Regions from separate parts of the Homo sapiens genome. Here region 2 is linked to region 1. Evidence: read pairs that join two places in POLR2A ChIA-PET (ENCODE). Cell type or tissue: Panc1. All regions are shown on one strand. Each heading gives the region's core, and the rest is flanking DNA. Links, peaks and the distances in the headings are about the cores only. Region 1 holds the start of LOC124903679 (a long non-coding RNA gene). Region 2 holds the start of TMEM265 (transmembrane protein 265).

Evidence for each region. ChIA-PET counts read pairs that join two places held together with the same protein. Peaks named below come from ENCODE experiments on the same cell type or tissue, not always from the same donor. Only the 100,000 strongest peaks of a DNase experiment are listed, where the experiment ranks them.
Region 2: POLR2A ChIA-PET joins it to region 1 with 10 read pairs; 19 of 35 experiments call an interaction of 5 or more read pairs at or near these places.

What each region holds. Positions count from the first base shown.
Region 1 is chr16:30,791,934-30,804,124 of GRCh38, forward strand. LOC124903679 (a long non-coding RNA gene) reads left to right here and starts at 10,427. Exons shown (of 2, transcript XR_007065052.1): 1 at 10,427-10,537. RefSeq lists a silencer at 3,917-4,120. In Panc1, for the core only: no CTCF peak of the experiment used is centred there; no DNase peak of the experiment used is centred there.
Region 2 is chr16:30,736,083-30,748,058 of GRCh38, forward strand. It overlaps SRCAP (Snf2 related CREBBP activator protein), which reads left to right. Exons shown (of 34, transcript NM_006662.3): 32 at 118-312; 33 at 459-542; 34 at 967-5,327. The coding sequence ends at 3,651. It overlaps TMEM265 (transmembrane protein 265), which reads left to right and starts at 4,560. Exons shown (of 3, transcript NM_001256829.2): 1 at 4,560-4,625; 2 at 5,659-5,826; 3 at 7,700-9,114. The coding sequence starts at 5,662. The coding sequence ends at 7,861. RefSeq lists enhancers at 2,101-2,648, 4,848-6,047. In Panc1, for the core only: no CTCF peak of the experiment used is centred there; DNase peaks (open chromatin) are centred at 4,498, 4,722 and 5,519; H3K27ac peaks cover 1,486 bases.

The DNA.
Region 1 (12,191 bases), core at 2,488-10,487:
ACCGTGGATCCTAAACACGTCTCTCCTGCTCAGATGGGCCCAAGCGTGTCTGGGACCCAAGGGTGAGCCTCTCAGTCCCTCCGTCTTCTCCCTCAGAGTTGGAGAGAGGAGCTGGGAAGGGCAGGGCACCCCCATTTGGGCCAATACATCCTCCAGGAAGAGTCTGGGTGTCCTGCTCCTAGGGATATAAAGGCTGCCATGTCCTCTTGCCCTCAATCAGCTGGCATCGCAGCCATGGCAGCAACCTGCCTGGCAGGGGAGCTCTTGCAGGGATGTAGAGGATCCCACCCCCACACCTGTCATGAACAACTCACCCAATGCTCTTCTCTTTGTTTGTTTGTTTGAGACGAGTGTTGCTGTGTTGCCCAGGCTGGAGTGCAGTGGCACGGTCTCGGCTCACTGCAACCTCCACCTCCTGAGTTCAAGGGATTCTTCTGCCTCCCGAGTAGCTGGGACTACAGACACATACCACCACGCCCAGCTAATTTTTGTATTTTTAGTAGAGACGGGGTTTCACCATATTGGCCAGGCTGGTCTCGAACTCCTGACCTCATGATCTGCCTGCCTCGGCCTCCCAAAGTGCTTGGATTACAGGCGTGAACCACCATGCCCGGCCCAATGCTCTTCTTAGTTATGGGCCTTATGCCCCGAGGGGCTGCAATAACAGTGAGTTCCTGGCCAGGTGCGGTGGCTCACACCTGTAATCCCATCTCTACTAAAAATACAAAAATTAGCTGGGCATGATGGTGGGCGCCTGTAATCCCAGCTACTTGGGAGGCTGAGGCAGGAGAATCACTTGAACCCAGGAGGCAGATGTTGCAGTGAGCCAAGATCGTGCCACTGCATTCCAGCCTGAGTGACAGAGCAAAACTGCATTTCAAAACAAAAAACAAACAAAAAAGTGAGGTCCTGGAGGTAGACCCGGGTCCAAACCTGCAGCAGCACTCCTTTCGAGGGGGCACCAGCTGCGGGGAGTCTGTCCCTTGCAGACCCCTGACCTGGCGATGGATGAATAAAGTATAACGGCACACAGATACTCTGCTCTGCCACTCCAGCTGAGGGTCCAAGCCGCTTACAGGCTCCGTGCTGAGTCCTGTAAACAGTTGCGACTGCGACCCTGATCAGCTAGTCAGACTCATATTTATTCAGTAAGATTAATTAACAAAAGCTTGAGTCAACACCATTAGAAGGTAATTGACATTGCGGACTTCCCGATTAAAAAGCACTTAAGCATCTGGTACATCAAAAGTTAGTTTTAAGATCGAATGAGTAAAGAAGCTAGCTAGGTAAACTACTCTGCCTTTATTACTACTTTAATTTGTTAAAAAGTAAAGAACAGGTTGCCTTCAACCATATCTACTACTGAAGCTAATGCAAACTTCTCGGCCTTCCAAGAAGATTTGTATCTATCTCTAAAACTATCTAATATTTTTCCTACCAGCCTGACTGAATCCCAATACAAACCCTGCACCATCCTCACTGGCTGGTGTGGTCTTGGGCAACTCTTGGAGATTCAGCTTCCTCTTCCTTGGGAAGAAGATGAGCCTTGGTACCCAAGGGACAGAGGGGTAAATGAGATAATGTGTGTCCAAGCACTTGGGAAGAATGTGTTCCCTCTCCCAAAGGAGGTGACCAGCGGAGCCGGGTTGGCCTCACTCTTCCTTGTCTGAGCTCACAGCCCTTGGCCTGGTAGATAGGAGATAGAGGATTCTCAAAGCCATGTCCTGAGATGACACCGGGAGTGTTTAACCTGTGAGGACTCACCATCATAAGCTCCAACCTCTGGTGTCTGGCCAGGGATACTCTAGAGGGCAGGATGGTGATGCTGGAGGGACCCATGCTGTTCCACGCCTGAGGCACCCTCTCACATGAAGAGGGTCTCACCGCAGGCAGGGGAGGCTGCAGAGGCCACCGTCAGGCCAGGTGGGCCTCCTTCCTGGAGACATGTGAGCCACAGGTGTGCTGGCGGCTGCTTTTCAGGACTGCAGTCCTTAAATGTGGGGCAAGAGCTGAGGCTGAGGAGCTAGCAGGCCCCTCCCACCTTGGGATTTCATGATCAGTCACTTACTGCCCAAAAACCTACCATGTCTCCCTAATGCTTCACACATCAGACCTCCTGCCCTACTGGTGCCTGCTAACAGCTGCATTTCCCAAGGCTCAGACCTGAGCCCTTCCCTTGTGTTCTCTTCCTGAAAAATCTCAATGTGGCCAATTCCAAAATCCCTAGATGTCCACTGCTCAGCCCATAGCCCTCTCCTCACTGCCATCCCCTTGTTTTTTTGTAGTTGTTTGTTTTTTGAGACAAGAGTCTCACTCTGTCGCCAGGCTGGAGTGCAGTGGCGCAATCTCGGCTTACTGCAACCTCCACCTCCCAGGTTGAAACGATTCTCCTGCCTCAGCCTCCTGAGTAGCTGGGACTACAGGCGTGCGCCATCTCATGCCCAGCTAATTTTTGTATTTTTAGTAGAGACAGGGTTTCACCATGTTCGCCAGGCTGGTCTTGAACTCCTGACCTCAAGTGATCCCCTCAACTCAGCCTCCCAAAGTGCTGGGATTACAGGCATGAGCCACTGTGCCCGGCCCCGCCCCCCTGTTTTTAAGACACAGGGTCTGGCTCTGTCACCCAGGCTGGAGGGCAGTGGCGTGATCACAGCTCACTTCAGCCTTGACCTCTTGGGCTCAAGTGGTCCTCCTGTCTCAGTTTCCTAACTAGTTGGGACTATAGGCATGGGCCACCGCACCCCCTTAATTTTTTTATTTTTTGTAGAGACAGGGTCTTGCTCTGTTGCTCAGGCTAATCTCAAACACCTAGTCTTGAACTCCCGGTCTGTAAGTCCTGACCTCAAGTGATCCTCCCACCTCAGCCTCCCAAAGTGCTAGGATTACAGGCATGAGCCACCGCCTCCTCACTTTGTTCTTTATCTCCATTTGCCTAACAGATCTTTCCACTAGGCCATCACCACAGATTCACCAGCTCCATTCCCCTACACCACACCTGATCATTCTGTTCCCCAAGGCCTGAGGGATCCACCCCCTTAATCAGTAGATCCTGATTCCTGTGGTGCTCCTGCTGCCCTCACCCCCCACCCCAGGCCACTGGAGCCCTCAGGTCCTCATTCCTGAATCACCACAGTGACTTTCAAATGGGTTGTCCCCACTCCAGCCCCCTTCACTTCTCCCTGCCCATCTGGTGCCCCATGGATCTTCCTAAAAGTACCAGTATGGGGCCGGGCACGGTGGCTTAGGCCTGTAATCCCAGCACTTTGGGAGGCCGAGATGGGTGGATCACAAGGTCAGGAGATCGAGACCATCCTGGCTAACATGTGAAACCCCGTCTCTACTAAAAATACAAAAAAATTAGCCAGGCGCGGTGGCGGGTGCCTGTAGTCCCAGCTACTCAGGAGGCTGAGGCAGGAGAATGGCGTGAACCCGGGAGGCGGGGCTTGCAGTGAGCCGAGATCGCGCCACTGCACTCCAGCCTGGGCGATAGAGCGAGACTCTGTCTCAAAAAAAAAAAAAAAAAAAAGGTACCAGTATGTTCCCCCTTCAGAACCCTCTGTGGTCCTTATTATCTTTTTTTCTTTTTTTCTTTTTTTTTGAGACGGAATCTCACTCTGTCACCCAGGCTAGAGTGCAGTGGTGCAATCTTGGCTCACTTAAATTTCCACCTCCCAGGTTCCAGCAATTCTCCTGCCTCAGCCTCCCAAGTAGCTGGGACTACAGGTACACGCCACCAAGCCTGGCTAATTTTTGCATTTAGTAGAGACAGGGTTTGACCATATTGGCCAGGCTGGTCTCAAACTCCTGACCTCGTGATCCGCCCGCCTTGACCTCCCAAAGTGCTGGGATTACAGGTGTGAGCCACCACGCCCAGCCAGGTCCTTATCATCAGTAGAGGGCTTAAACACAGTTGTTGTTTTGTTTTTTAAATCATGGTATTTTTATATTTTTTAAAAAATCAGCATAACTTTAAGCTATAGAAAATCATACATAAATGGGTAAATAAAATAAATGTATAGGCCGGGCACAGTGGCTCACGCCTGTAATCCCAGCAGTTTGGGAGGCCGAGGCAGGCGGATCACTGGAGGTCAGGAATTCGAGACCAGACTAGCCAACATGGTGAAACCCGGTCTCTACTAAAATTCAAAAATTAGCCAGGTGTGGTAGCTCAGGCCTGTAATCCCAGCTACTCAGGAGGCTGAGGCTGGAGAATCTCTTGAACCTGGGAGACACAGGTTGCAGTTAGCCAAGATCACACTCACTGCAGCACACTAGAGAGTCGCCCAAGCTGGATTGCAGTGGCGCGATCTCGGCTCACTGCAACCTCCACCTCCCGGGTTCAAGCAATTCTCCTGCCTCAGCCTCCCGAGTAGCTAGGATTACAGGCATGCGCCACCATGCTGGGCTAATTTTGGTATTTTTAGTAGAGACAGGGTTTCACCATGTTGGCCAGGCTGGTCTCAAACTCCCGACCTCAGGTGATCCTCCCACCTCAACCTCCCAGACTGCTGGGATTACAGGCATGAGCCACTGCACCTGGCCAGGGGTTGAGTTTTGTAAAGGTATTCTCACTAGACTAATGGCTTCTGACTGCTAAGAGTTTGTTTGTTTGTTTGTTTGTTTTCTTTGTAGGTTTATTTATTTTTTTATTATTATTATTATTTTTGAGACTGAGTTTCGCTCTTGTCCCCCAGGCTGGAGTGCAATGGCATCATCTTGGCTCACTGCAACCTCCGCCTCCCGGGTTCAAGTGATTCTCCTGCTTCAGCCTCCTGAGTAGCGGGGATTACAGGCGTGCGCCACCATGCCTGGCTAATTTTTGTATTTTTAGTAGGGACGGGGTTTCACCATGTTGGCCAGGCTGGTCTTGAACTCCTGACCTCAAGTGATTTGCCCGCCTTGGCCTCCCAAAGTGCTGGGATTACAGGCGTGAGCCACCGTGCCCAGCTGGTTTATTTTCAAACACGTATTTATAAGGTGACCTATGAAGTTGAAGTTGTGCAGCCTTTCTCTAGTTATATAAGGCTTCAGATATTTAAAGAACACCTTTAAGTGGGTCCCATAAAGGAGAGGAGGGAATTTTACAGTTGTGTTTGTTTGTTTATACTTGCTTGGTTTCAAAAAGGACATGAAGCATTTAGAGAGCCACATATTACACAACAGGTGCCTGGCATCTGATCCTTACTGACTCATAGTCCCTAAATCTTGGCCATTGTTACTGACAGTAGCAGTAGTAATGGAGTAAGTAGTATCATTAACAAGACAAAAAACTGAAATGCAAAGGGAAATTAAAGGGGGAATTATAACATGAAACTAGTGTTGGTACACAAAACATATGGTATAAAGTTCCATACAATAGCTAAAAGTGGCTTGTAGATTGGCTGATCTTTCTAGAGACCTGTACAAATAAATACTGGGTCCAGGCCGGACACGGTGGCTCAAGCCTGTAATCCCAGCACTTTAGGAGGCCAAGGCGGGCAGATCACAAGGTCAGGAGTTCGAGACCAGCCTGGCCAATATGGTGAAACCCTGTCTCTACTAAAAATACAAAAAAATTAGCGGGGCGTGGTGGCGCATGCCTGTAGTTCCAGCTACTCAGGAGGCTGAGGCAGGAGAATCGCTTGAGCCCGGGAGGTGGAGGTTGCAGTGAGCCGAGATCATGCCACTGACTCCAGCCTGGGTGACAGAGTGAGACTCTGTCTCAAAAAAAAAAAAAAAAAATACTGGGTCCACACTTCATGTGGCACATCCAGGAAAGTTCTCCTGTGGGTTTTCAGCAAACCGATATTTTGAGATGCACAGGGCCACGTCTTCAACCCCATCCCTTAGTTCTGGACCCAGTCTAACACAGACACGGATGGACAAACAAAGCCCCAATGATGTATGATACTGAGTATGGCTGCCATGAATTTGACAGTCATGCTTTTAAAGCTGCCATTACTGGCCAGGCAAGGTGGCTCACACCTGTAATGCCAGCACTTGTGGGGGCCAAGGCAAGAGGATTGCTTGAGGCCAGGAGTTCAAGACCAGCCTGGGCAACATAACGAGACCCTAGACTTCTGAGAAAAAAAGGAGGGGGTCTGACAGATGACTTGAAGCTAGACCAGCTTAATACCAGTGCAGCTTGACTGCCCCTATAGGCAGGCTTGCTCCAAACCTAGTGGATAGCACTAAGAGTACAAAAGCAGACTGGGTGCGGTGGCTCATGCCTATAATCCCAGCACCTGGGGAGGCTGAGGTGGGAGGATCGAGCCCAGGAATTGGAGGCTGCAGTGAGCTATGACTGCACCACTGCACTCCAGCCGGGGTGACACAGTGAGACCCTGTCTCTACAAAAGAGAAAAAAAGTAAAACAGCAAACAAACAACAAAACGTCCAAATACTACTCTCTTAGAGTATGAAACAGAAACCATCTTCTTACTGGTTGGATGTTTCTAGGGCCACTGTGTTTCATTCTCTCTGAATGGCCCCTGGAGCTGAGCAGGGAGGAGATACTGTGTATCTATGGAGTAACCCCATAGGGTTAAAAGTTACATGTTGTCCTGGTTTTTCTCAGACTTCACCAGTGCTTAATTTTTTTTTTTTTTTTTGAGAGAGTCTCGCTATGTCGCCCAGGCTGGTGTGCAGTGGTGTGATCTCGGCTCGCTGCAACCTCTGCCTCCCGGGTTCAAGTGATTCTCCTGCCTCAGCCTCCCAAGTAGCTGGGAATACAGGTGCGTGCCACCATGCCCAGCTAATTTCTGCGTTTTTAGTAGAGATGGGGTTTCACCATGTTAGCCAGGTTGGTCTCGAACCTGACCTCGTGATCCGCCCACCTCAGCCTCTCAAAGTGCTGGAATTACAGGCATGAGCAACTGTCTCTGGCCTAATTTTTGTATTTTTAGTAGAGACAGGGTTTCACCATGTTGGCCAGGCTGGTCTTGAACTTCTCGACCTCTGGTGATCCACTTGCCTCGGCCTCCCAAAGTGCTGGCATTATAGGCATGAGTCACCGCACCCGGCCTAACCAGTGCTTAAAATTTGACATTCTCTAGATTAAGGCTGGGACATATGATTTGTAATAGTGGCTTTATTTATTTATTCATTTTTTGAGACAGGTCTTAACTCTGTTGCCCAGGATGGAGTGCAGTGGTGCAATCCTAGCTCACTGCAGCCTCGACCTCCCAAGGGTCAAGCAACCCTCCCACTTCATCCTCCCGAGTAGCTGGGACTACAGGCGCACACCACCACAACCGGCTAATTTTTGCACTCACAGACTCACTACTCACTTTTTTTTTTTTTTTTTTTTGAGACGGAGTCTCGCTCTGTCGCCCAGGCCGGACTGCGGACTGCAGTGGCGCAATCTCGGCTCACTGCAAGCTCCGCTTCCCGGGTTCACGCCATTCTCCTGCCTCAGCCTCCCGAGTAGCTGGGACTACAGGCGCCCGCCACCGCGCCCGGCTAATTTTTTGTATTTTTAGTAGAGACGGGGTTTCACCTTGTTAGCCAGGATGGTCTCGATCTCCTGACCTCATGATCCACCCGCCTCGGCCTCCCAAAGTGCTGGGATTACAGGCGTGAGCCACCGCGCCCGGCCTCACTTTTTTTTTTTTTTTTTTTTTGAGACAGAGTCTTGCTCTGTTGCCCAGGTTGGAATGTAGTGGCGGGATCTCGGCTCACTGCAACCTCCGCCTCCTGGGCTCAAGTGATCCTTCTGCCTCAGCCTCCTGAGTAGCTGGGACTACAGGCACATGCACCCGGCTAATTTTTGTATTTTTAGTAGAGACAGGGGTTTCACCATGTTACTCAGGCTGGTCTCGAACTCCTGACCGCCGGTGATCCACTTGCCTTGGCCTCCCAAAGTGCTGGGATTACAGGTGTGAGCCACTGTGCCCGGCCTGAAATACTATTTTTAACCTAAGAGGTTATCAAATGTAAATAGTTTAATTATCTACTATGTGGAGAAAGATGCACTCTCAAACATTAGTAAGATGTGCACTTCCTCTTTGAAGAAAGATTTGGCTAGACTGATCAAAATTCAAAATGCCCATACCCTTTGATGCAGCAATTCCACTTCTAGATCCCACAGGCATGGTCACACATGCACATGAAGATGTATTTACATACTACAATTTCCACTGAAATGTTTTTATAGCAAAAGACTGAAAATAACCTATGTCCACCATAGGAGAGTTGATTAAATAAATCATAGCATATCCATATAATGGAATACTTGGCTTTGAAAATAAAAGCAGCTATGTAGAAACTGACATGAAACATTCTCCAAAATAGGTGCTGATGTGAAAAAATGCAAGGGGAAAAGCAAGCATTACTGTGTGCCATCCATTTTCTGCTTTCTAAAAGGAGATGCTTGCATATGCATGGACTAGCTCGGAAAGACACGACAAATTGGTAATAGCTCAGCTCAGGAGAGGGAACGGGAAGGGGCTGGGCAGAAGCAGGAGGGAATCTTGCTTTTTTTATACATCTACCTTTTTATGCAGTTTGAATTTCTTTTAACCATGTGAATTCTTTTTCTTTCTCTTTCTTTCTCTCTCTCTCTTTTTTTTTTTTTTTTTTTTTGATGGAATCTCGCTCTGCTGCCCAGGCTGGAGTGCAGTGGGGCAATCTTGGCTCACTGCAACCTCTGCCTCCCGGGTTCAAGCAATTCTCCTGCCTCAGCCTCCTGAGTAGCTAGGACTACAGGCACCCACCACCATGCTCAGCTAATTTTTGTATTTTTTTTAGTAGAGATGGGGTTTCACCACGTTGGCCAGGCTGGTCTCGATCTCCTGACCTCATGATGCACCCGCCTCAGCCTCCCAAAGTGCTGGGATTACAGGCATGAGCCACCACGCCCGGCCATGAATTCTTTTTCAAAATATAAAAGGTGAAAAAGAGCTGAGGTGGGAGGATCTCCTGAGGCCAGGAGTTCAAAACCAGCCTGGGCAACATAGTGAGACCCCCATCTCTACAAAAAAATTTAAAAAGTGAAAAAGAGTGGCCAGACGGGGTGGCTCACGCCACCCAGCACTTTGGGAGACCAAGGCGGGCAGATCACCTGAGGCCAGGGGTTTGAGACCAGCCTAGCCATCATGGTGAGACCCCGTCTCTGCTAAGAAAATGCAAAAATTAGCCAGGCACGGTGGCACATGCCTGTAGTCCCAGCTGCTTGGGAGGCTGAGGCAGGAGAATTGCTGGAGCCGGGAGGCAAAGGTTGCAGTGAGCCGAGAACAAGCCACTGCACTGCAGCCTGGTTGACAGAGTGGGACTGTCTCAAAAAAAAAAAAAAAAAGTGGGGGGGATCCTTCACATTGCATCAAATTCTCTCAGGTGTAACATGGCCAGGGCAGCAAGTATCTCAGAAGGTACACGAGGGCACCAAGAGGAGTATGGCATGTCCTAGATTCAAAGACCATGCACACTTTTTTTTTCTTTTCATTTCTTTTTTTTAGAGAGAGAAAGGGTATCCCTCTGTCACCCAGGCTGGAGTGCAGTGGCTTGCTCCCGGCTCACTGCAACCTCTGTATCCTGGTTTAAGCAATTCTCCTGCCTCAGCCTCCTGAGTAGTTGGGACTACAGGTGTGCGCCACCACACTCAGCTAGTTTTTTTGTATTTTTAGTAGACATGGGGTTTCATCATGTTGGTCAGGCTGGTCTCAAATTCCTGACCTCAAGTGATCTGCCCGCCTCGGCCTCCCAAAGTGCTGGGATTACAGGCATGAACCACCGCGCCCAGCCAGAAAAATATAAATCTTGTTAGAAAACATATCCCCTGTATTGTACAGGCATGATTTTCCTGGCTAGAGAAAAGTGTGCATGGTCAGCCGGGCACAGTAGCCCACACCTGTAATTCCAGCAGTTTGAGAGGCTGAGGTAGGAGGATTGCTTGGGCCCAGGTGTTCAAGACCAGCCTGGGCAACATAGTGAGACCCTGTCTCTATTAAAAAATACAAAAATTAGCCAGACATGGTGGCAGGTACCTGTGGTCCCAGTTACTTGGGAGGCTGAGGTTGGAGGATTGCTTCAGCCTGGAAAGTCAAGACTGCAGTGACCCACCACTGCACTCCAGCCTGGGGGACAGAGTGAGACCCTGTCTTTTTCTAAAAAAAGAAAAAAATGTGCATGGTCTTTGAATCCAGGGATGTGCCGTACTCCTCTTGGTACCCTTGTGTACCTTCTATGAGACATTTGCTACCCTGGCCCATGTACACGAGATAATTTTTTTTTTTTTTGAGATGGAGTTTCGCTCTTTTTGCCCAGGCTGGAGTGCAATGGTGTGTCCTCAGCTCACTGTAACCTCTGCCTCCCAGGTTCAAGTGATTCTCCCGCCTCAGCCTCTGGAGTATCTGGGATTACAGGCGCTCGCTACCACGCTCTGCGATTTTGTATTTTTAGTAGAGACGGGGTTTCACCATGTTGGCCAGGCTGGTCACGAACTCCTGACCTCAGATGATCTGCCCACCTCAGCCTCCCAAAGTGCTGGGATTACAGGCGTGAACCACCACACCCGGCCACCAGAGAGAATCTGATGCAACGTGAAGACCTCAGCCAGCAGGTAAGGAATCTGGGTTCCAGTCCTGACTAAACTACAACCTGTAGAGTCCTCTTGAAAAAGCCCCACACTGTTCTCAGGGTTAGGATGCAGAGCTGATGAGATGGACAGTGCCCTGCCCCTCCAAGCTTACACCAGGCAGAGCCAGCAGCATGGCCAAGGGCACGGCCGTGAGAAAGTCCTCACCCCAGGCTCTCCCTACTTTCTGGCCTGCCCTCCTCCATGACTGTCTAGTTGCTAAGTCTCTAGGGTTCAAGCTCCAGAGGGAATGAAAGGAAGACAAGACAGGCTATTTCCTCCAGGCCTCCACAAACTCTATGAGCCTTTAGTACTAAACGCTGGAGCTGGTAGTACTAAATGCTGGAGACTTTAGTACTAAACACTGGAGTGGAATCTGCCCAGAGAGCCATTGAGCAGTGGAAGCAGGAAGAAAGGCTGCGCGGGAAGGTCTGTTCTTCCAAGTCTCCACGGGCTGTATGAAAGGGGAGGCCGGATGGTAATTGTTCTTGCACGTAAGAGCATGGTTTTATTTTATCCTGAAAACACACACTCAGTGCCTTTCAGCTTTCTGTCTTTGTCTAAAACTTGCTTCTTTTCAAGGTCACAAGATCCTCTTCTTCTTCTTCTTCTTTTTTTTTTTTTAGACAGGGTTTCACTCTGTCACCAAGGGTGGAGTGTGGTGGCATGACTATAGCTCACTGTAGCCTCAACCTCCTGGGCTCAGGTGATCCTCCCACCTCAGCTTCCTGAGTAGTTGGGACCACAGGTGCAGGCCAAAACAGCTGGCTTTTTTTTCTTTTCCCCCCTCTTTGTAGTGACTGAGTCTCCTTATGTTGCCTAGGCTGGTCTGGAACTCCTGGGCTGAAGCAATCCTCCCTCCTTTGCCTCCCAAAGTGCTGGGATTACAGGCGTGAGCTCTTTTTTAAATGAAGTTGGTGTCTGTTCTGGGGCAGCACCGTTCATGATTGATTTTCATCCTGTTGTAGGAATTAGGTGATTTAGCACAGCTCTGAACTAACTAGATGTCCAAGTTTGATGCTTTAGTTTGGAATTCCCAGAAAAAGTTTCCCAAATGGAGATTCAGTGCAGAGGAGAGGGAAAATCGTGCATTGTGCACTCTGGAATCAGGCAGTTTTGAGTTCAAATCAGACTCTGACATATACTCAGTTATTAACCTGTTTCTTTCTTTCTTTTTGTTTTTTGGAGATGGAGTCTCACTCTGTCACCCAGGCTGGAGTGCAGTGGCATGACCTCGGCTCACTGCAGCCTCTGCCCACTGGGTTCAAGCAATTCTCCTGCCTCAGCCTCCCGAGTAGCTGGGATTACAAGTGTCTGCCACCATGCCCAGCTAATTTTTCTATTTTTTTTTTTTTTAGTAAAGACGAGGTTTCACCATCTCGGCCAGGCTGGTCTTGAACTCGTGACCTTGTGATCCACCCACCTTCGCTTCTCAAAGTGCTGGGATTACAGGCGTGAGCCACCACACCCGGCCCTGTTTTTTTTTTTTTTTTTTTTTTTTGAGACAGTTTCGCTCTTGTCACCCAGGCTGGAGTCCAGTGGCACAATGTCGGCTCACTGAAACCTCCGCCTTCTGGTTTCAAGTGATTCTCGTGCCTCAGCCTCCCGAGCAGCTGGGATTACAGGCGCCTGCCACCAC
Region 2 (11,976 bases), core at 1-8,000, 58 kb before region 1:
TTCTGTTGCAAACCTAGTTTGGTGTACGCTTGGTCTCAAGTTCTTGCCTGAATCAAATCACAGGATGTAAAGTACTTGAAGTCTCATGTTTTCTTTTTCTTTTATACACCCTGGTAGGCATTGTGTCGGGCAGAAGATGAAGAGGATATCCGTGCAGCCACCCAGGCCAAGGCTGAACAGGTGGCTGAGCTTGCAGAATTTAATGAGAACGATGGGTTTCCTGCTGGTGAGGGAGAGGAAGCTGGCCGGCCTGGGGCTGAGGATGAGGAGATGTCCCGGGCTGAGCAGGAAATTGCTGCCCTCGTAGAACAGGTCAGTGCTGGACCCACTAGTTCTTGACTTTACTGCTTCCCCTGGGCTTGTGACCCTCCTTTTGTCTTCCCTGGTGGGAATAAATAAGGGTGGTGGGGCCCTGGGTACCAGGTTCCTAAGTTTATCACCACCGCTCCTCCTTGCAGCTGACCCCCATTGAGCGCTATGCCATGAAATTCCTGGAGGCCTCACTGGAGGAGGTGAGCCGAGAGGAGCTCAAACAGGCAGAAGTGAGTATTTCCAGGGGTGGGGCTGGCAGTTGGAAGCTGCTAATTTCTTTTTCTTTTCTCTTTTTTTTGAGACAGTCTCGCTCTGTCGCCCAGGCTGGAGTGCAGTGGCACAATCTCGGGTCACTGCAGTCTCCGCCTCCCGGGTTCAAGCAGTTCTCCTGCATCAGCCTCCCGAGAAGCTGGGATTACAGGCGTGCACCACCACGCCCGGCTAATTTTTGTATTTTTAGTAGAGACGGGGGTTTCACCATGTTGGCCAGGCTGGTCTTGAACTCCTGACCTCAGGTGACCTGCTGGCCTTAACTTCCCCAAGTGCTGGAATTACAGGCGTGAGCCACCGCGCCTGACCTGGAAGCTGCTAATTTCTACTCACTCTCTACTCTGCTTGCCTCCTCCTGACCACTTTTGGACCCTGTTGTTGTAGGAGCAAGTGGAAGCTGCCCGCAAAGACCTGGACCAAGCCAAGGAGGAGGTGTTCCGCCTACCCCAAGAGGAGGAGGAGGGGCCGGGGGCTGGGGATGAGAGTTCCTGTGGGACTGGTGGAGGCACCCACCGGCGCAGTAAAAAGGCCAAAGCCCCTGAGAGGCCGGGGACTCGTGTCAGTGAGCGTCTTCGTGGAGCCCGGGCTGAGACTCAAGGGGCAAACCACACTCCTGTCATATCCGCCCATCAAACTCGCAGCACCACCACACCACCCCGCTGCAGTCCTGCCAGGGAGCGAGTTCCCAGGCCAGCACCTAGGCCTCGACCCACTCCAGCTTCAGCTCCGGCTGCAATTCCTGCCCTTGTTCCTGTCCCAGTTTCTGCCCCAGTACCCATTTCAGCCCCAAATCCAATAACCATTCTCCCTGTCCATATCTTGCCTTCTCCTCCCCCTCCTTCACAGATTCCTCCTTGTTCTTCTCCTGCCTGCACCCCTCCTCCTGCCTGTACCCCTCCACCAGCTCATACACCGCCTCCAGCCCAAACCTGTCTTGTAACTCCTTCCTCTCCTCTCTTGCTTGGTCCACCTTCTGTGCCCATCTCTGCCTCAGTCACTAATCTCCCCTTGGGCTTGAGGCCTGAGGCAGAGCTGTGTGCCCAGGCATTGGCATCTCCAGAGTCCCTGGAGCTGGCTTCTGTGGCCAGTTCAGAAACCTCCTCACTTTCTCTTGTGCCCCCTAAAGATCTGTTGCCAGTTGCTGTGGAGATCCTGCCTGTGTCAGAGAAGAACCTTTCTCTCACCCCTTCTGCACCCAGCCTGACCTTGGAGGCTGGCAGCATCCCCAATGGTCAAGAGCAGGAGGCACCAGATTCTGCTGAGGGGACCACCCTTACAGTGCTGCCTGAAGGTGAGGAGTTGCCCCTGTGTGTGAGTGAGAGCAATGGCCTGGAGCTCCCACCCTCAGCAGCATCTGATGAGCCACTTCAGGAGCCACTGGAGGCTGACAGGACCTCGGAAGAGCTGACAGAGGCCAAGACCCCAACCTCCAGCCCAGAGAAGCCACAGGAACTCGTTACAGCTGAGGTTGCAGCTCCATCCACCTCATCTTCAGCCACTTCCTCGCCTGAGGGTCCTTCACCTGCCCGACCTCCTCGGCGTCGCACCAGTGCTGATGTGGAAATTAGGGGTCAAGGGACTGGTCGGCCAGGACAACCACCAGGCCCCAAAGTGCTTCGAAAGCTGCCAGGACGGCTGGTAACTGTGGTAGAGGAAAAGGAACTGGTGCGGCGGCGGCGGCAGCAGCGGGGAGCTGCCAGCACCCTAGTGCCTGGGGTCTCTGAGACTAGTGCCAGCCCGGGAAGCCCGTCTGTCCGCAGCATGTCAGGGCCAGAATCCTCCCCTCCCATTGGTGGGCCCTGTGAAGCTGCTCCTTCATCCTCACTGCCCACTCCACCCCAGCAGCCCTTCATTGCTCGCCGTCACATTGAGCTGGGGGTGACTGGTGGTGGCAGCCCCGAGAATGGAGACGGAGCACTGCTCGCCATCACCCCACCTGCTGTGAAACGTCGGAGGGGGAGGCCCCCCAAGAAGAACAGGTCTCCAGCAGATGCTGGGAGAGGTGTGGATGAGGCACCCTCATCCACCTTGAAGGGAAAAACCAATGGGGCTGACCCAGTCCCTGGGCCTGAGACCCTAATTGTTGCAGATCCTGTCCTGGAACCACAGCTTATTCCTGGGCCCCAGCCTCTTGGACCCCAGCCAGTTCACAGACCCAATCCCCTCCTGTCACCTGTGGAGAAAAGAAGGCGAGGACGACCCCCTAAAGCACGAGATTTGCCCATCCCTGGGACCATTTCCTCTGCAGGGGATGGCAACTCCGAAAGTCGGACACAGCCACCCCCACACCCATCACCCCTAACCCCACTCCCACCACTGCTAGTTTGTCCCACTGCTACTGTTGCCAACACTGTCACCACTGTCACCATTTCAACGTCCCCACCCAAACGGAAGAGGGGCCGACCTCCCAAGAATCCTCCATCACCTCGGCCCAGCCAGCTCCCCGTCTTGGACCGTGACAGCACTTCTGTTCTCGAGAGCTGTGGATTGGGGAGGCGACGGCAACCCCAGGGCCAAGGGGAGAGTGAGGGTAGTTCCTCTGATGAGGATGGAAGCCGCCCCCTCACCCGCCTGGCCCGCCTTCGGCTTGAAGCAGAAGGAATGCGAGGACGGAAGAGTGGAGGGTCCATGGTGGTGGCTGTAATTCAGGATGACCTGGACTTAGCAGATAGCGGGCCAGGCGGGTTGGAATTGACACCACCTGTGGTCTCACTAACCCCAAAACTGCGCTCGACCCGGCTGCGTCCAGGGTCTCTAGTCCCCCCACTAGAGACTGAGAAGTTGCCTCGCAAACGAGCAGGGGCCCCAGTTGGTGGGAGTCCTGGGCTGGCAAAGCGGGGCCGCCTACAGCCCCCAAGTCCCCTGGGGCCTGAGGGTTCAGTAGAGGAGTCTGAGGCTGAAGCCTCAGGTGAGGAGGAGGAAGGGGATGGGACCCCACGCCGACGTCCTGGCCCCCGCCGGCTTGTTGGGACCACCAACCAAGGGGACCAGCGCATCCTGCGCAGCAGCGCCCCTCCCTCCCTGGCTGGCCCTGCTGTTAGTCACAGAGGCCGCAAGGCCAAGACGTGAGTGGGCTGCCCCTCCACCTAGGCTTTCCACCGTGGCCACTCCCTCCATGACCAGGCCTGACTCTGTTAACCACTACTTGAAGTCTTGAGGGGGAAAGCCTCCAGGGAGACATAGGGGCCTTCTCCCTTCTTCCCACCAAAGTAGGGGGTAGGCAACTGGTTGTCATGGAAATGGGGATCATCACAGTCCCCTTCCCCTTCACCCCACGTGGCTGGGCAGTGTTAAGGGTGGCAAGATAGTCTCTGTCCCCACCCCCTTGTACTTGATTCCCCAGCTGTCTTTCACACAGCCCCCCACCCTTAGGGGAAGGGGGAGGGGCTTCTCTACAATGAGGTTTTTTTCTTTTTTTTTTTTTTTTAAGAAGAAAAAATAATAAACTTAGTTTCTGTATGAGCATCCGCGTAAGGAGGCTTCTGATTTTCTGGTCTGGTGGAGGGTTGGGTGGGAACTTGGGCATCGTTTTTCTCCTCCCTCTTGTTCTTGCAAAGATCCTAGCACCTGATCTCTAGCCCAGGACTATATGTTCCAGGCAGAAATCTACCCAAGAAGAGGGAAGATTGGTGAATTTGATGTGGTAGGGTGCCTTTCCCCAGTCAGTTTGAAGTCACAGATATCCTTTTCCTCTCATTTCTTTTCCCTCGGTTCCTAGACGTTCCTCGGAGCTCTTTGATGCCTCAGACCTTTCCCTTTTATCCCTCTTGCTCAGGTGCTTCCTTTCACAACTTTTTCCAGAGGGCAGGCGTCCTAGCTCCAGTTGCTCCATCCCTTGGGCCCTCCCCTGCTCTTCATCTAGCCAAACTGGTTTGAGTCAGCCACACCCCTTCCCAGCTCCCTGGGCTCTTCACGTGGTGGCTGGCCACTCAACCCCACCCCTGGGCTTGGCTTGGAGCCCTGAGTCAGCTCCATCACCACCCAAGCCAAACCAAAGCTGAGGCAGGAGCCGAAACTCAGAGTCCTTCAAGGCCTATAGCCAGGTAAGAGCCCTGTTCATTTTTACATTCTCTGTTCACTCCCTGGGCCCTCCTTGTGTCCTCCTGTTGACTCTGTGCTTACCTCATCTGAGTTATTTCTTTGTATCTACTTCCCTGCAGCTTCTTGGCACACATCATTCTTTGCTCTCTACTTGTCTCGCCCCTTTCACCTTTCCTATCCTTCGTTACTTGGGTTCAGGGAGCCAAGGTGGTTTCATTTTGTCTGGGTTGTAGGGGAATGGTTGGAGATAAGGGTAGAAAGGTGGTTTGATGCCAGGGCCTAGAGGACCTGAGAAGTAGGGAGACAAGAAATGATTAAGTAGGGCATCATTTTGCAGGTTTCTGTGTGGTAATGAGGTCATTTAGACTCAGTGTACTAGTCTGATTGTGTTATGTGGCCTGGGTTAAATTGGAGAGAGGAGGTGGCAGGGAGGCAGCATAGCAGAGGAAGCCCTGACTTAGGGAAGTAAAGTCTTTCTGATGTTTGGTTTTAGTGGTAATAAAGGGCTTACTTGGGTACATTTTCCTTACCTTTCTCCATTCCCATAACTGTTTTCATGTAAAATGGCTGCTTTGCTTGAAACGGGTTGCAGTACCTAGGGTCCTGCTCTCTGACATCTATAATACTCAGGGGGCAGCCTCTTGGGAATTTGGGGGAATTGTAGAGTCCTTTGAAATACAGATTAAAATAACAGATTCATAGCAGCTTTCAAGAGTTTGTATTTTTCCTCCTTCTCGGTGTGCACCTGTCATTTGGCTTCTTCCCACTTGTTGAAACACTAAATAATACAGATAATGCCTTGTCTACACTGGCTTGCTTTCAAAGACTCAGAACCTCAAGCTTAGGTAAAAGGATTCCAGCCACACATTTCCTCTCCTGCTCTGTGAGTCACTAGAGGAATTCCCCAGTAAGGCAACATTCCTGAGTGCCAGGCTAGGCCATGAGAACAGAATGCTCTGAGAGGGGTGGAGTCTGAGCAAGCAAGGCCAAGGGCTCTGTTGTTGGGCTCACAAGTACCTTGACTATCGCCCACAGGTGATGGAGGACGAGGAGAAGGCAGTGGAGATCTTGGGCAACACGGAAGCTGCTCATCCTCCATCCCCCATCCGCTGCTGCTGGCTCCGCCTCCGCTGCTTGGCAGCTACTAGCATTATCTGTGGCTGCTCTTGCCTGGGAGTCATGGCTCTGGTGTTTGCCATCAAGGTGAGGAGTGCAATTCCCATGGGAATGGGGGTGGGTATAAGGCAATGGTTTCATGTATCTGATCTATCTACATTGACCAGTCACTGAATACCTATCAGTGCTCTGGGCCTAGTGCCAGAAATAAGAATAAGACAGGGTTCCTTGTCGTCAGAGGACCCATAATCTAATGAAAGAGGTGACAGTGAAAATGGGTAATTAATAGAATGCAGTTCATCAGTACCGTAATACAGGAAGCACAGGACAGTGTGGGAGCCAGGGAAGATCTATGTATGTAATTATATATGTGTATATGGTAGAATAGGTGACTGGAAAGGCATCCTAGGAGAGGTGACAGGATTAATCTTAAAGGGTGAGTGAGTAAGTGTGGAAGGGCATTCCAGATAAAAGGAGCAGTGTGTACAAAGGCCTGTGGAGCATGACTGGACCAGTGAGGAATAGTGAGAGATGAAGCTAGAGGACCCAGATTCCCAAGGGCCTCCAGTTCTGTGCTTAAGAGTTTTGACTTTATCTTGAAAGTACTGGGGAGGCATTGAATGGCTCCTGCAGGGGAAAGTGACATGGTCAGATTTGAGTTTTAGGAAGATCCACTCTCAAGGCCTACATCGAGGGTGAATTGGAGGGGGCAAGGCTGGAGGCCGCTGAACGGTGATGAGCGCAATCTCTAGGAGTCTGAAAGACACTTGGGTTTTTGAGAGGGCTTCACCATTTCAAAAAGCCTATTAGAAACAGCACATGTCCGCCGGGCGTGGTGACTTAGGCCTGTAATCCCAGCACTTTGGGAGGCCGAGGTGGGCAGATCACGAGGTTAGGAGATCGAGACCATCTAGGCCAACATGGTAAAACCCCGTCTCTACTAAAAATACAAAAATTAGCTGGGCGTGATGGTGCGTGCCTGTAATCCCAGCTACTGGGGAGGCTGAGGCAGGATCATTGCTTGAACCACGGAGTCGGAGGTTGCATTGAGCTGAGATCATGCCACTGCACTCCAGCCTGGTGACAAAGCAAGACTCTGTCTCAAAAAAAAAAAAAAACAAAAAAAAACAGCACATGTCCTTTAGGAAAGGCTACACAGGCTAACTTAAACTTCATGCTGGAATCTTCTCAACCCTAGACATATTTTAACAGTCAGAAACTGTAAGAACTCCTGGGTTCCATTAGGGCAAAATCCTAAAAAGGGCCCTTAATGATAACAAAGAGGCTGGGCGCAGTGGCTCACGCCTGTAATCCCAGCACTTTGGGAGGCCGAGGTGGGCAGATCACTTGAGGTCAGGAGTTCGAGACCAGCCTGACCAACATGGTGAAACCCCGTCTCTACTAAAAATACAAAATTAGCTGGGCGTGGTGGCACGTACCTGTTATCCCATCTATTTGGGAGGCTGAGACACGAGAATTGCTTGAACCTGGGAGGAGGAGGTTGCAGTGAGATTGCACCACTGCACTCCAGCCTGGGTGACAGGAGTGAAACTGTCTCAAAAAAAGAAAAAAAAAAGATGGAAAAGATGAGGCCCATTGGGCTATGAGAATGAGGTGGTGTTTGGGCATGAGTGAAGTTACTCTAGCCTCACTGTTTCTTGCCAATAGTTACAAATTCTGAATCAATCTTGGATAGTTGGAAAGAATGGGGAATAACAGAATTGGAAAGTACTTTCCCATAGGCGATCTTGTGAGCTATGGCCACCCTGAGAAGTAGGCAGGGCCCAGAGATGGGTACCTTATTTTGCAGATGAGAGGTTAGAATCAGAAACTGGAAAGGGAGGTAGAGGGTTTGGATGTGAGATTTTGATCCGTGACAGGGAAGGGGGAGCGGAGTGGGGAAATGGGCACCTTGGGGCAGAAGCAGGGGGAGAACCTAACCAAGAACCTGCCCCCACAGGCGGAAGAGCGGCATAAAGCAGGCCGGTCCGAGGAGGCAGTGCGCTGGGGGGCCCGGGCCCGGAAACTCATCCTGGCCAGCTTTGCTGTCTGGCTTGCTGTCCTCATTCTGGGTCCCCTGCTGCTGTGGTTGCTCTCCTACGCCATCGCTCAGGCTGAGTGACCCTGGATGGCCTCTGCTGAGAGCCAGCCGAGACCTCCTGGATCCTGCAATGCGGCATTGCTAAGGTCCTGTGACAGCAGTGGTTGGAAGGATCCTGGTTGGAAGGATGGGGACTCTCTCAAGGGGCTTTGGAAGAGCTCTTCTAGCCCTTTATAAAAGGAGGGCAGCAGCTGAGACTGATGAGAGGAGGGCAGCCTGCTCTGTTCTTTCAGGGCCCCCCACCCCCATCTCCCCTACCCTAGCCCACCCTAGGGCCTCTACCCAGCGGGAGGGGTTGAAGACCAGGCCTGGTTTTATTAGAATTCATTTTGTAATAAAAGCCTTTTTTAGTGGTGAAATACTCCTGTCTAATTGTTCTCCTCCTGCTTTCCCTTGGGCCCTTGGTGAGAGCCAGACTGGACATCTGACTGATAGCAGAAGCCAGCATCCACCTCATCCAGGAGCTCCAAGAGAAGGAAACAATTTTTATTTTCTTCTTCTGGAAGTTTCCCTTCTTGGAAAGACCCCAGCTTCTCCCTTGTACGTCCACAGAGACTCTGAGGCCAAGAGTAGTAGCAGCTGCTACTATTTATTACTTACTATATTCCAGGCTGTGTTCTAAGCACTTTATATTTCTTAACTTCCTCCAGTTTTCAGTCACTCAGTAGATGTCTGTACTATCATATCCATCATATGAATATATCACATATGATAGGTACCAACTATCTGAGTGAAAACTGGAAGAAATGTTCTAAAATGACAGTGTTCTCGTTTTATACTTGAAGAAACAAACAGATTTGCACAAGGTCCTCAGCTACTAAATGGTAGAGCTGAGACTGAACCCAGACAGTTTGGTTCCAGAGCTGAGAGAGGAGTGAAAGAGTTGGGTAACAGCAACAACCATCCTGTACATGGAGATTTGAGTGATTAAAATGGATTTTCATATCTTTTATCTTGGACCTCATAATATTTCAAATTTTTTTTAAAATTATGAAGTATATCATACATATAGGAAAATACCCAAAACAAGTATACAGTTCATTAACACAAAGCAAACGTGAATAACCACATTCAGTAAAGAAATTGGAACACTGTCAACACTTCAAAGCCTCCTTTATACTCCTCCCAATCACTGCTACTTCCTTTCTTCCCACAGGTAACCACCATTCTGACTTCTAGCAGTGTCATTTAATTTTGTCTGCATTTGAACTTTATATAAATGGAATCATGTATTCTTTTCATGTTAACATTGTGAGATTCGTCAATATTTGGAATAGGTGTAGTTTTCATTGCTGTGTAGTATTCAGTCATATGAATGTATCACAATTTGTCCATTTACTGTTGGTGGACTTTGGGATGTTTGCAGTTTGGGGTTATTATGAGTCATGCCTTTTGGAGTACGTCTGTCCTGGCAAGCACCTTACCATAATTCAGAGTCCAGAAGAGCACCTAAAGGAACTGGAGATGTTGCACACTGAAGAGACTAGAGGGGAAGGAGAGGCACATGATGGCTGTCCTCAGTGTTCCCAAATGCTCCAGGAAGAAGGAAGAGAATAGATTGGTGGTCTCAGAAGTTAGAATTGAAACAGTGGGTAGAAGATAAATATACAGGGCAGTGTTCTCAACATAGCTTCACAGTGGAACCACCTGGAAGCTTTAAAAAGTAGTTAGGCCTGGGCTTTATCCAGACTACATTCTGACTTAATCGGTGTGAGGTACAGCCTTGGCATCAGGATTTCTCAGTTTCCCAATTAATTGTAGTACACATAGTTTGAGAACTACTGCTCTATAGATAAGATTTTATTGTATTCCCTCTGCAATTTCTAAATCAGGAAAAAAGGGTAACACATTTTAGAAAGTGTTTTTGTTTTTTTGTTTGTTTGTTTTGAGAAGGAGTCTCGCTCTGTTGCCCAGGCTGGAGTGCAGTGGCACAATCTCTGCTCACTGCAAGCTCTGCCTCCTGGGTTCACACCATTCTCCTGTCTCAGCCTCCCAAGTAGTTGGGACTACAGGCGCCCGCCACCATGCCCGGCTAATTTTTTGTATTTTTAGTAGACGGGATTTCACCGTGTTAGCCAGGATGGTCTTGATCTCCTGACCTCGTGATCCGCCCACCTCGGCCTCCCAAAGTGCTGGGATTACAGGCATGAGCCACTGCACCTGGCCTGTTCTTTGTTTTTTTTTTTTTTTTTAACTCTTAAGTTCTGGGATACAAGCAGAACATGCAGGTTCGCTACGTAGGTATACATGTGCCATGGTGGTTTGCTTCACCCATCAACCTGTCATCTAGGTTTTAAGCCACCATGCCCTGCTAATTTTCGTATTTTTAGTATAGACGGGGTTTCACCATGTTGGCCAGGATGGTCTCGATCTCTTGACCTCGTGGTCCACCCGCCTCGGCCTCCCAAAGTGCTGGGATTACAGGTGTGATCCACCGCGCCCGGCCCAACGCATAGATCTTAAGTGTGCAGCTTGATTATTATTATTTTTTTTTGAGATGGAGTCTCGCTCTGTCACCCAGGCTGAAGTGCAGTGGTGTGATCTCACTGCAACCTCTGCCTTCTGGGTTCAAGTGATTCTCCTGCCTCAGCCTCCTGAGTAGCTAGGATTACAGGCGTGTGCCACCACGCCCGGCTAATTTTTGTATTTTTAGTAGAAATGGGATTTCACCATTTGGTCAGGCTGGTCTCGACCTGACCTTGTGATCCACCCACCTCAGCCTCCCAAAGTGCTGGTATTACACGCGTGAGTTAACCGTGCCTAGCCGACGAATGTTTTAACGTAAATAAACCTGTGTAGTCAGTCACTCACCACCTATAGGAATATAACATTTGCAGCACATCAGCAAGTTCCCTCATGCTCTTCATTATTATTTTTATCCCCGATATTGACCTATGGAAACCCTTTCAATCTGGTTCCTGTGTCCTTGTGATAAGCCCCGCTCATTAGTAATGTCTGGCACAAATCACTCCAGACTCACCTTGTACTTTCCCTGCTGAAGCCTAGAAATTGGCCATTTCTCCTGAAAAGACTTAGTTCCTTTTATTGGGTACTGTTATTGAGAAATCAGCATCTAGACACTAGGCGTTCTACTGGGAAGTTACTGCTTAGGGCATTCTGAAAGCAGAGGTAAGAGCCAGTAAATAGTTAATGTTATCTACTTTACATCTTTTAAAAATCTTTTTAAAAATTCCAGTCAATCATAGGGTTCTTTCTCCACTTTCCCCATTCCAGATTCCAGATTCCAGATTCCCACAGTTAAGAACCTTGGCTTCCAGTCACATCAATATATTGATTACTCAGCTTCAGAATTATTATCCTGTTATATTACCAAACAACAAATCTAAGTAAAGTTCAAGATTTTTTGCAATTTTGCCTTTAGATTGATGGTATAGAGTCATAGTACTCTATAAAAAGTTACCTGAATTCATTTTTCTTCCCTCATAATTGTAATCCCAAAGTGTCATTTCTAAGATAGCTGTAGGGAGATAAGTTAATTCTTTTCCTCTTTGGCTGGAACATAACCTCCACAGGGTAGGGGTGTGTGTGTTGTTTCATTGCTCTCAGTCTAGTTCCTAGGTCTTAGACGGTCATAAAAATTTGTTAGTGAATGCCAGGTTTGAGCTATGCACTGAGTCACTCCTGGCAGAATCTAACAACCTGGTGGGTTTAGAACAGAGTGTGATACAAGGCTTTTGGGAGAGGGTGGAAGATTGAGAAAGTGTGTAAATCCCAGATAGTAAACGCTAGGGCTTTGGATGTATTTAGGAGGAGTTGAAGCGGACACAGAAAAGGCTTCCTCTGGCATTTTAAGTCCGAACTAAGAGGCCAAGCTGGAGTCCAAGCTGCGTGTGTCCAAATGTTTTAAGGGCTGGAGTGTACTCAGGACAGGCGCTTTGGGCCAGGCTGCTAATATTGAAAAGAGCTTGCTGGGCGTTGTGGCTCAAGCCTGTAATCCCAGCATTTTGGGAGGCTGAGGCGGGAGGATCGCTTGAGCCCCGAAGTTCAAGGCTGCAGTGAGCTATGATCGCGCCACTACACTGCAGCCTCAGCGTGGGCTACAGAGCGAGACCCTGTCTGAAAAAAGAGAAAATGCTGAATTCAGTTAGGGATGCTTGGAGGAGACCGAGGGAACC